2 separate regions of the Homo sapiens genome follow, and region 1 is linked to region 2. A link is a contact called in ENCODE Hi-C data. All regions are on one chromosome and are shown on one strand. Each heading gives the region's core, a stretch centred on a gene start or an enhancer-like site at or near the end of the contact. The rest is flanking DNA. Distances are from core to core; before and after follow the strand shown.

Region 1 (7,566 bases), core at 280-2,779, 980 kb after region 2:
GTGGTGTAAGGAAGGGGTCCAGCTTCAGTTTTCTGCATATGGCTAGCCAGTTATCCCAGCACCATTTATTGAATAGGGAGTCCTTTCCCCACTGCTTGTTTTTGTCAGGTTTGTCGGAGATCAGATGGCCATAGAGTGTGGCCTCATTTCTGGGCTCTCTATTCCATTCCATTGGTCTATGTGCCTGTTTTTATACCAGTACCATGCTGTTTTGGTTACTGTAGCCTTGCAGTATAGTTTAAAGTCAGGTGGCATGATGCCTCTGATGTCTCCAGCATTGTTCTTTTTGCTTAGGATTGCCTTGGATATTGGGGCTCTTTTTTGGTTCCATATGGGATTTAAAATAGTTTTTTTTCTGGTTCTGGGAAGAATGTCATTGGTAGTTTGATAGGAATACCATTGAATCTATACATTGGAGGAGCTGCTGACTTTGCTAATTGTGGGGCCCGATGCTCTGTACTTCTTGAGAAGTAGTCTGTTCATTGGCGCTTTTTCCAGTTCAAAGCATGATATACATAGAAGACAGTGTTAGGCATCAACATCTACTCCAAACCTTATGAAATAAGCTTACAAAAAGATGAGATAAAATATGAAGATGCTTCTGTGTATTCAGATCTCTGAAAAATAAGTATCTGCTATATAGTCACAAATTATTCTGATGAAGGGAAAAGAGGTATCTAAAGAGACCATTGTGGCTACAAGTCAGCTCTCCAATCTCATAATTTTAAAAGACACGAACAGAAAGTGGGAGTTTGGATATATAAATCAAGGATGAATATAAGTGCCAAACACCTCTGAGAATAATGTTGGAAAGGCCTGGGATGAGCTAGAGTTGACAGAAAAATAATAAAAACTACATATTTGTTATGGTCACACAAAAGACAGCAGGGATACATCCCATGGTTCTCAAGTGTGGCTGTACATTAGAATCACTTAGGGAGTTATAATTTTTTACTTTTCAATATCGATGCCTGGGCCTCATACCACCCACCTTAAATCTGAACACCTATGGCTTGGAGCAGATGCCCTAGAAGGGAGCACACTCTAAAGCTGGGAATAAGAACAGTTAATGTGGAACTGGAAACCAACCGAGGTGATGAAGACAGGAAGCAGGTGCCCAGCTACCTTGGTTCAAGTCACCAGACCCAGTTAAAGTTATATTTCCGAGTTCTAAAGGACCTCATGCACTCTGAGTAACCTGTTCCTCTCCCAGTTTCATTGTCAGAAGTGGAGGGCAAGCCCCAGGCACTCTGTCGCAACCTCACCATTATCATCTGCTCTGAGACCACAAGGAACCGCAGACAGCCACGTCACCTCTCAGCGTCCTCACTGGAGTCTCTCTGTGGGCCCAGGACATCCCCTTTTCTATTCCCATTTTCTGTCACACACCATCCCCCATTCCAGAAACCCTTCACTGGCCTCTGGAGGTCAGGCTCCATTGGAAACTTGCCATATGCCCTCGACCTCCTCTCTGAAAGTTACCTTCACTTTCTTGCTCTGACCCCTGACTCCCCTGAGGGCACTGCCTCCTTTGCCATCCTGGGAGTGTTCTGTATTTTAAGGCTGTCATTTATTGACTGTTTACTTAGTGACAAGCACTGTTCTGTGGTCGTGACGTAGGTCCATTTTACAGATGATAAAACAGGCCCAGAGAAGTCCCATTTATTCTTTGAACATTGAAGTTTCATTTTCTCACGCAAAGACTACTCTTAAAAATATGACATAATTTTTTTCTGTTTTTTAAAATTGATATTTTTCCATTGTAGGACTGTAATCTCATGATTACAGAAAAGTATGAGGTGAAAAAAAAATGAATCCCACTATCCAAAATCAGCTCTTAATATCTTGGTGAATTTCCACTAGTCCTCTTTATTAATATGTATACATTAAAATAAAAATAAAAGAGTACTATATACAGAGTTTGTATGTGATTTTCATCTTTACATATCACAAGCATATTCCCAGAATATTAAATCTTTGAAAACGCATTTGCTTATAGCTCTACAATACTCCATTTTATAGGCATGCCATTTTCATCTATTTAATGTTAAAACCAAGTGAAATAGCACTACAGCCCTGCCAGAAGGGCTAAAATGAAAAGGACTGACAATAGCAAGTGTCAGGATTCAGAGCAACTGAAATACTCAGATATTCTTAGGTGGAATGTAAGTTGAACAATCATTTCACAAAACTTTTGTAGTATCTACCGAAGCTAAAAGTATATTTATACCCTCTGATGTAACAATTATACCCCAGGATAAATATCCAGCATGAAGAATGCATCTGTCCATTGGAGACAAGCACAAGAGAGCCACTTCATTAAGAAACTACAAGCAACACAATGTCCATTAACAACAGAATGGGTTTTTAAATGGTGGTGTGTGTTCATACAATGAAATATCACAAAGCGACATAACACACTACTGCTACATGAAAAAACTTCAAGGAAAGAAGCTTCAAGGGAAGAAACTTGAAGGGAAAAAACTTCAAGGGAAGACGTAAAATAATATATACTGTATGAGCTCTAAATAAAGTTCATAAACAGGCAAAACTAGCCTATGATGATGAAGTCAGAAAAATGGCCACTTTTTGTGGGGGATGCTATTGACCAGGAGAGAGAATGAGAGGACCTCCTGGGGTGCTGAAAATATCCTGTATCTTGAAATGAATGGTGGTTCCGTGGGAGTATTAATACCCCCACATAAAAACTAATCAAACTTGTATTAGTCCATTCTTGCATAGCTATAAAGAAATACCTGAGCTAGGAGTGGTGGCTCATGCCTGTAATCCCAGCACTTTGGGAGGCTGAGGCGGGCGGATCGCCTGAGGTCAGGAGTTTGAGACTAGCCTGGCCAACATGGTGAAACCCCATCTCTACTAAAAATACAAAACTTAGCCTGGCATGGTGGCATGTGCCTGTAATCCTAGCTACTCAGGAAGCTGAGGCAGGAGAATCGCTTGAACCTGGGAGGTGGAGGTTGCCGTGAGCTGAGATCGCACCATTGCACTCCAGCCTGGGCAACAGAGTGAGACTCCATCTCAAAAAAAAATACAAAAAAACCTGAGACTGGGTAATCTATACAGAGGTTTAATTGGCTTATGGTTCTGCAGGCTGTACAGGAAATATGGTACTGGGATCTGCTCAGCTTCTGGGGAGGCCTCAAGGAGCTTTTACTCATGGTGGAAGGTGAAGTGGTAGCAAGAGAGAGAACAGGTGGACCAGGGGAGGTGCCACACACTTCAACCAGCTCTCATGTGGACTCACTATCTCGAGGGCAGCACTGAGCCACGAGGGATCTGCCCCCATGACCCAAACACCTCCCACCAGGCCCACCTCCAACACTGGGGATCACAATTCAATATGAGATTTGGGCAGGGACAAATATTCAAACTATATCAAAGCTGTACCCTTAATATTTGTACAGTTTATTGTATGTAATTTCTGGATATATAAAGTTAAATCTCAGCAAAAGCAAAGCAAAAAGAAGGACATTTAAGGAGCACCTACCATGTGCCAGGAAATATGCAAGGCACTAGGAATCCACTGGCAATAGTCCAGGCCGCCTCTGAGCTTGCTGTACTTCAACCATTAGCCTAATTTTGAACATATAGACCATTTCAAATATTTCCACACGTAAGTTAATAGAAATTGTAAAGGAAAGTGTCAAATGCTTGACTCTATGAAGGATGTAAAATGTAAAAATCTCCACAAGTTTGTATTTGAAAACTTCCAAACCTATAGAAAAGCTGTCAAAATAGCTTAATAAAAACTTACATACCCTTCATCTATATATTTGGCATTTGTTAACATTTTGCCACATTTGTTCCATATAGCTATGGACAGAGAGAGAGAGATGTAATAGAGACAGAATTTGGGGGCAAGAGCTGTCTTTTCAAAGTGCAGATCTCATGACACTTGAAACCTAAACACTAAAATATATATTTCCTAAGACTAAGGACACTCCTTTTCAGTGCACATTCAGAAAATTGAACATTGATTCAAAGTATATTATCTGAAATACAGCCAATATTAAATTTTCCCCAATTGTCCCAATAATGCTCTTTGTTTCTGTTTTTCCCCAATCAAGCATCATGCATTTCATTTGTTATATTTCTTCCATCTTTTTCCACTGTGAGAATGCCCTGGAGTTTTCTTTTCTTTCAAACTCTCTTGAGAGGCTTTGAGTCTTTTAATTCCACATCCCGAGACGGAGTCTCACTCTGTCTCCCAGGCTGGAGTGCAGTGGCGCGATCTTGGCTCACTGCAAGCCCCGCCTCCCGGGTTCACGCCATTCTCCTGCCTCAGCCTCCCGAGTAGCTGAGACTACAGGCGCCCACCACCACGCCCGGCTAATTTTTTTTTTTTTTTTTTTTGTAGTTTTAGTAGAGTCGGGGTTTCACCATGTTAGCCAGGATGGTCTCGATCTCCTGACCTCGTGATCCGCCTGCCTCAGCCTCCCAAAGTGCTGGGATTACAGGAGTGAGCCACAGCGCCAGGTCCCAAGTAGGAATTTTAAAGATATCTTTTAATTATCGATTTTCAAATTAATTCCACTACAGACTGAAAACATTCTCTGTATAATTTTAATTAAGTGTATTGAAATTTGCTGCATGGCCCAGCACAGGATCTATTCTAGTAAAAATTCCATGTGCCCTATAATAGGATATATATTAGGGATAAAAGTGAATGCTGCTATTATTGAATGTTGTTTTCTATAAATCTCAATTAGGTCAAACTTGTTGATAGTGTTGTTCAGGTCTTACTGATTTTCTGTCTGTTTGTTCTATCTATTACTGAGAGAACTGTTGAAATTTCCAACTATAAATCTGGATTTCTCTAATTCTCCTTTTTATTTTGCCAGCTTTTGCTTCATGCATTTGAAGCTGTGTAATTAGGCGCATACACAATTAGGATTGCTGTATCTCTTTGTTCTTTTTTTTTTTTTTGAGACAGAGTTTCGCTCTTGTTGCCTAGGCTGGAATGCAATGGCGTGATCTTGGCTCACTGCAACCTCTGCCTCCCGGGTTCAAGCGATTCTCCTGCCTCAGCCTCCCGAGTAGCTGGAATTACAGGCATGCTCCACCACACCTGCCTAATTTTGTATTTTTAGTAGAGACGGGGTTTCTCCATGTTGGTCAGGCTGGTCTCGAACTCCCAACCTCAGGTGATCCACCTGCCTCAGCCTCCCAAAGTGCTGGGATTACAGGCATGAGCCACGGTGCCCAGCCTCTTTGTTCCTTTTATCATTATATTTATCTTCATTTCTGATGATGATGCAGGGCAGGTGAGCCCCAAAATTGAGGCTTAGTCAGGGAAGGTTTTTGGCTTTGTCCAGGAAAAAACTTAATGGTGAGCTGGCAGTATCAGACAGCAACTTTTATTGAAGTGGCAGTGCGTGGTAGCAGCAAAGGGGCCTGCTCCTTGCAGAGCAGGGCAGGGAGGCACGGAGGGAGGGATACCCCATAGTCATTGTGTCCAGAGTAGTAGTTTAGAGGCAGTTTCGTAGTCATATTTATATTTATTTTTAATTATATGCAAATGATGGGGCAGATTATGCAGACATGTTTAGAAAAAGAGCTGTAACTTTCCGCTCGCTGAGTCATTGTCATGGAAAGGGGTGGTAAGTTCTGGGTGTTGCCATGGCAATGGTAAACTGACAGGCACACTGGTAGGCATGATGGAAAGGTGTTTCTGCCCTGTCCCTGTTTTAGCTAGTCCTCAATTTGGTCCAGTGTCTGAGCCACATCTCTTATTTCAATGTTACTTTTCCTAAATTCTATTTTTTCCTGATACTAACATTGAAACTGCCTTTGCAAAATTATAACTAAGGAAATTATGACAGTGAAAGAGATCAGACCTAACCAACTCCATCTTGCTTCTAACCTCTAAACTGTCCTTGCCCATTCCTGGGTATAGGCTGAACTAGCCTTGGGAAGGAACTTAGTTTAGAGTTTAAATAATAGCCCTTCCCAAAAGTGAAACTGTTCTTGCAAAACAAATAAAAGGCCACCAGCCACGAAGTAAGGATGAGAGGGACTGGAATTCTCAGTATTACCAGACATTATTCCGGAGGTCATAAGCTGGCAAATTCCCCAGTTACTCTTGAAGATAACATCACCATTGTGAACCTAAGATTGGTCTGTTGAGATGTCTTTTCAGGTTTTTGCATTTCTGACAACTGGGTGTCCCCAGCCTGGACCTGCCAACCAGTCCTGTGGCCCCCATCAAGGAACTGACTCAGTGCAAGAGGACAGCTTTGACTCCCTGTGATTTCACCCCCAAGCCAACCAATCAGCACTCCCGACCCACTGGCCCTACCCACCAAATTATCCTTAAAAACTCTGATCCCTGAGTTTTCAGGGAGACTGACTTGAATAATAATAAAACTCCAGTCTCCCACACAGCCGGCTCCGCATAAATTACGCTTTCTTCACCACAAGTCCTTGTCTTGATAAATCGGCTCTGTCTAGACAGCGGGCAAGGTGAGCCCATTGGGCGGTCACAACATCACCCCTTCAGTTTTCTCATGACTATTGAGCTTACATAGTGTATCTTTTTTCGTTCTTTATTTTTAACCTATTTGTGTGTTTAAAGTATGTTTCTTATATACTGTGTATAGAAGGTTACTATTTTTACAAGAACTATTCAATCTCTACCTTTTAATTGGAGTGCTTTTACTATTTACTTTTTTTTTTTTTTTTTTGAGACAGTCTTGCTCTGTCAGGCTGGAGCACAGTGGTGTGATCTTGACTCACTGCAACCTCTGCCTCCCAGGTTCAAGCAATTCTCCTGCCTCAGCCTCCCGAGTAGCTGAGATTACAGACATGCACCACCACACCAGCTAATTTTCATATTTTTAGTAGAGATGGGGTTTCGCCAGGTTGTCCAGGCTGGTCTCGAATTCCTGGCCTCAAGCAATCCACCTGCCTCAGCCTCCCAAAGTGCTGGGTTTACAGGTGTGAGCCACCACGCCTAGCCTTTTTACTATTTACATTTAATGTAATTATGGACATATCAGTTTAATGTCTTGACATTGTGAAAACCAGTTGTGACAAACTAAAGATTGTCTCATCTGTTCCTTTTCTAGATCAAGTATTTTTCTTTTTTTAATTTATAAATGGAAAGCTTATATCAAAGTATTTTTAATTCTAACTCTACGATTGACTTAATAGCTATACCATTTCCTTTCTTTTAGTGGCTGTTCTAGGGCTTACAATATACATTTGAAGTTTTCACAGTCTACCTTCAATAACATCACACTATTTCACGTGTAATTCAAGACCTGAAAGCAGATTACTTCCACTTCTCCATATCTGTCTTTTGTGCTCTCATGCCATACATTTTGCCTTTGTATGTTATAAATCTCAGAACGTATAATCATTGTTTTAAACAGCCAGTTATCTTTTAAAGAAATAAAAAGATGACTTTTGAAAATGCTTTTATATTTGCCCACATATTTACCAGTTCTTAAACTCTACATTAGATATGACTATCCATTGGATGTCATTTTCTTTCAATCTTTTGCCTTTTAAAAATATCCTTCCTTGGAACCTTTTTTTTTTTTT
Region 2 (3,560 bases), core at 490-2,989:
CAGAGAGCTCTGAAGCTTCCCACAGTTCAGCTCTGAATTGAGAGGGAGCTGGAGAGAGTGAGCTCAAACTTCGTAGCTGGGTTCAGCCCCAACTGCACAGGCAGGGAGGGGGCACAAGGTCCCCTGTCCACCGATGCTCCTCAGTTTTATTGATGGGTGTCAGGGGAGAGGCCAGAGGGGAGATCCTTCCAGAGCTGAATAAGTGCTAGCCACCTGCCCACCCATACAGCTACCTTTGCAGAGACTGCAGGCATTGCTGCAGGCTGACCTGTCCATCACTGTAGCTGTTTTGTTTCCTGCTCTATCCGCCTGTACCCAGAATACTATCTGGGCCAGAGCAGGGTCTCTGTACATGTATGCGGGTTGAATAATGGAATCCTTGCCAATTTACAGGGCCAAGGGAGCCCTGTGTGAAATCATAATGGCTCAAGAAAATGGTGGCCTAAATAAGCCATTTGTTCCCTCTCTGAGCTACAACTTTGTTGTGTGTAATTTAGTATAAAAATGTTTGGGTCAGAAAGCCACAAAGTGTAGTTCTTGTAGAAAACATACTTGGAGTGTGTGAAGCTGAGCCTTTCTGGTGCAGAGGCTGAGGGGGAGGCTTGCTCTGTGCCCAGAAGGCTACATCACCAGCATCTGTCCACACTCAAGATGGGGGAAAATAGAATATCCCAAAGTGATTAAATACTCAAAGTTCCAAAAACGTGACAGCATGTCAATGTTCAGTAATCACCATAAAGCTACAGCAGCTGCCCTTAGTAATTACTCTTTTTTTCTCTATCTTAATAAATATAAAACACAAAGCCACTGGAGATAGTTATGAAAGTGGTCTGAGGCAGCCCTAACTCAGAACTTTAGGAAGACAGCTCTACACAATTCTCCCTTTTCCAGATCTAGGTATCCTGCTTGTTTTTTGTTGTTGTTGTTGTTTTTAACTAATAGCAGGAATAATGGAAATGCAAACGCTGAACAGGACAATTTTCCTCTCTCTCTCTCTCTTTCTGAAGTATACACTGCATATGAAAAATGCTTCCAAAATTATACGTGCTAGAGAAAAAGAAGGTATCACCAAAAAAAAAAGTTTCTTCAGGAGAAAAAAAGAAAAAAGTAATATAGAGGAAAAATAATAAGATGATTTTTTCTACGCACCTCCCAAAATCACTTTCTTTTTAGACTGCAGATGACTGGTAACTTCAATTGCACTGCAGATGTTAGAAAAGCCCAGTATCTGAGTAAATGTGTATATCATGTTCCCTTTCTAGTCTTCTCACCTTCCACCCCTTGCCTGGCCACATTAATTAATAGTTAAAATGCTGATCATAGACACTTCGGTGAGGGTTTTAGCAAAACCTTCAAGTTGCAGCCCTGGCTCTAAAAATGGGACTGGTAATCACCACAAAAGTGAAAGACTAAGAGGAGGAAAACCCCAAATTTACACAGAAATACACACAACCCTATACATTCAAATAAAAAGAAGAAAATAAAGATAAGGTAAAAGTGTTTGTGCATGCGCACACACAGACACAATTGTTTAAGCCTGACTTCCAAACAACCATCAAAGAAAATCTCCCCTTCTGTTCTTCCCTGAGTGAAGGGCTTTCCTTACCATTCTGGACCACGCTGATGAGGGTGACGATGGCCAACAGGACAACATTGCCTACAGTTTCTTGATCCATGTTTGCTTCAGGCTCCCCAGAGAGGACTGCTCTGCCTCCAGCTGCACAACCTGCCCTGTACAGGAAGGGGAAGTGAGAGCTTGCACTCTTTCATCATTACAATTTCTGAAGATCCCCGGCACAATTACACAGTGCCTTCTTCTTCCTTTTTTTTTTTTTTTTTTTTTTTTTAACTAACCACCAAAATGCCCTGGCTGTGGTTCAGTGTGTCCCACCAGGAGAAGCAGGGCTTGGCAGAGGAGCACGCAAAGCCAGCACACTCTCCTACATTTCCTTGTCATGGGAAACTTCCCTGAGAGTCTCCAGAATGAATCCTGGACCCAAGACCATGACCAGCACGAGCCCAGCACAGGCACCAGAGAATCTGGAAGCTGCCATCATCTCTGACTTCAGCAAAGAGAAAGAAGGGAAAGTAAACCCAAAACTTTCAGGTCAGACAGAGTGGCATAAACCTGTAACCCCAGCATTTTGGGTGGCTGAGGTGGGAAGATTGCTTGGGCCCAGGACTTTGAGGCTACAGTGAGCCAATGATTATGCCACTGCACTCCAGCCTGGGCAACAGAGCAAGACTGTCTCACACACACACACACACGCACACACAAATGTAAAATGAAACTTTAAAAAAATGTATAGAACACCAAAAGATCTGTGCCCCAAATACTGTCCTTCTTTTTTTGAATTCCAAGAAAAAAAGTGAACACTTAACACACGGTAAGTAGCAGCCACATAAGGTTTGAATGAAGGAAGGAATAAATGGCAGTGGGGAGGGACAGCTGATATCTCCATTTCTTCAGAGAAAAGTAATAAAGGGAATTCATAAATTAAACCAAAGAATTCAAACCAAACCAAAGAATTCAGGTAAAAGGCAGAAATGGAGTTACAGATGATCCCTAAGGGAAATTCCCAAAGGGAACTGACTTTTCTGAGGCAATCGCAGAAACACCTTCCTGGAAATTCTTTTCAACTGAATAAGAGTAGAGTGGCTGTGCTTTCTGAGAAAGTATAAGAGTGGACCTGCTGGGTGGGTGAGGTGGCTGCCTGGTATTCTGCAGCTCAGATCAGTGTGAATGGCAATCCCTCTGAGGTTACATGGAAAATGCAAAATACCTGCAATCTTTGTCCCAGACTTAGCTATTTGGCATTGGTTAAGAGGTGCTTTTATCAAAACTTCACTTTGAAAGGGAACATGGACCACTGTAACTAGTGGCAGCAGGGAGGGCTGCATCTCGGCACGGAAGAGGTCAGTGTAGGGGAAGATATTGCTCCCTCATAGGTACAGTGCCAGAGGCCCGCTTCAATGCCCTCGGTTCAGCTGAGAGAGAAAGGCTGATGAAGGCAGCGTGCAGAGTTGTGTGCGGGGAAGCCAGCAGCCAGGGCTGTCGGGCTGGTCATGACACACTTGGGTACTCCCTGAGTACCTAGGGCACTTTGTAGAGTATAGACTTTATATTAGCCAAGGCTCTCCAGAGAAACTGAACCAATATATAAATAAGTCTCCTCATATATATATATTGCAGATTTATAATAGAAATTGGTTCACATGCTCATGGACACCATGAAGTTTCATGGTTTGCCATCTGCAAGCTGGAGACTCAGAAAAGCTGCTGGTGGAGACCAGTCTGCATTCAAAGGCCTGAGCATCAAGGAGGGCAATGGTGCAAGACCCAGTCTGAATCCAAAAGCTGGAGAACAAGGGGCTCCAGTGTCCAAGGGCAGGAGAAGATGGAGGGCAATGGTGCAAGACCCAGTCTGAATCCAAAAGCTGGAGAACAAGGGGCTCCAGTGTCCAAGGGCAGGAGAAGATGGATGGCCCAGCTCAAGAAGAAGAGGGAATTTGCCCTTCTGCCCGCTTTTTGTTCTATTCAGGCCCTCAGTGGATTGATG

Evidence for each region. A loop is a pair of places that touch in the nucleus more often than their neighbours do. Pooled maps may share reads with other maps.
Region 1: a pooled map shows a loop between it and region 2 (5-fold over the local background). The contact joins the enhancer-like site here to the promoter of ALOX5AP in region 2. A Hi-C loop is called at or near these places in 2 of 37 single-sample maps with no recorded cell type and 7 of 50 pooled maps.

Annotation. Positions count from the first base shown.
Region 1 is chr13:29,752,679-29,760,244 of GRCh38, reverse strand. No RefSeq gene overlaps it. Among named protein-coding and RNA genes, the nearest start is that of UBL3, 94 kb to the left of the region's middle. RefSeq lists an enhancer at 1,125-1,174. Within about 2 kb of position 1,529, at least 5 of the 41 ENCODE cell types and tissues checked have a DNase peak (open chromatin) inside an H3K27ac peak, as active enhancers do.
Region 2 is chr13:30,733,722-30,737,281 of GRCh38, reverse strand. ALOX5AP (arachidonate 5-lipoxygenase activating protein) reads right to left here and starts at 1,739. Exons shown (of 5, transcript NM_001629.4): 1 at 1,607-1,739. The coding sequence starts at 1,676. The region is part of intron 2 of LOC124903146 (a long non-coding RNA gene); the gene reads left to right.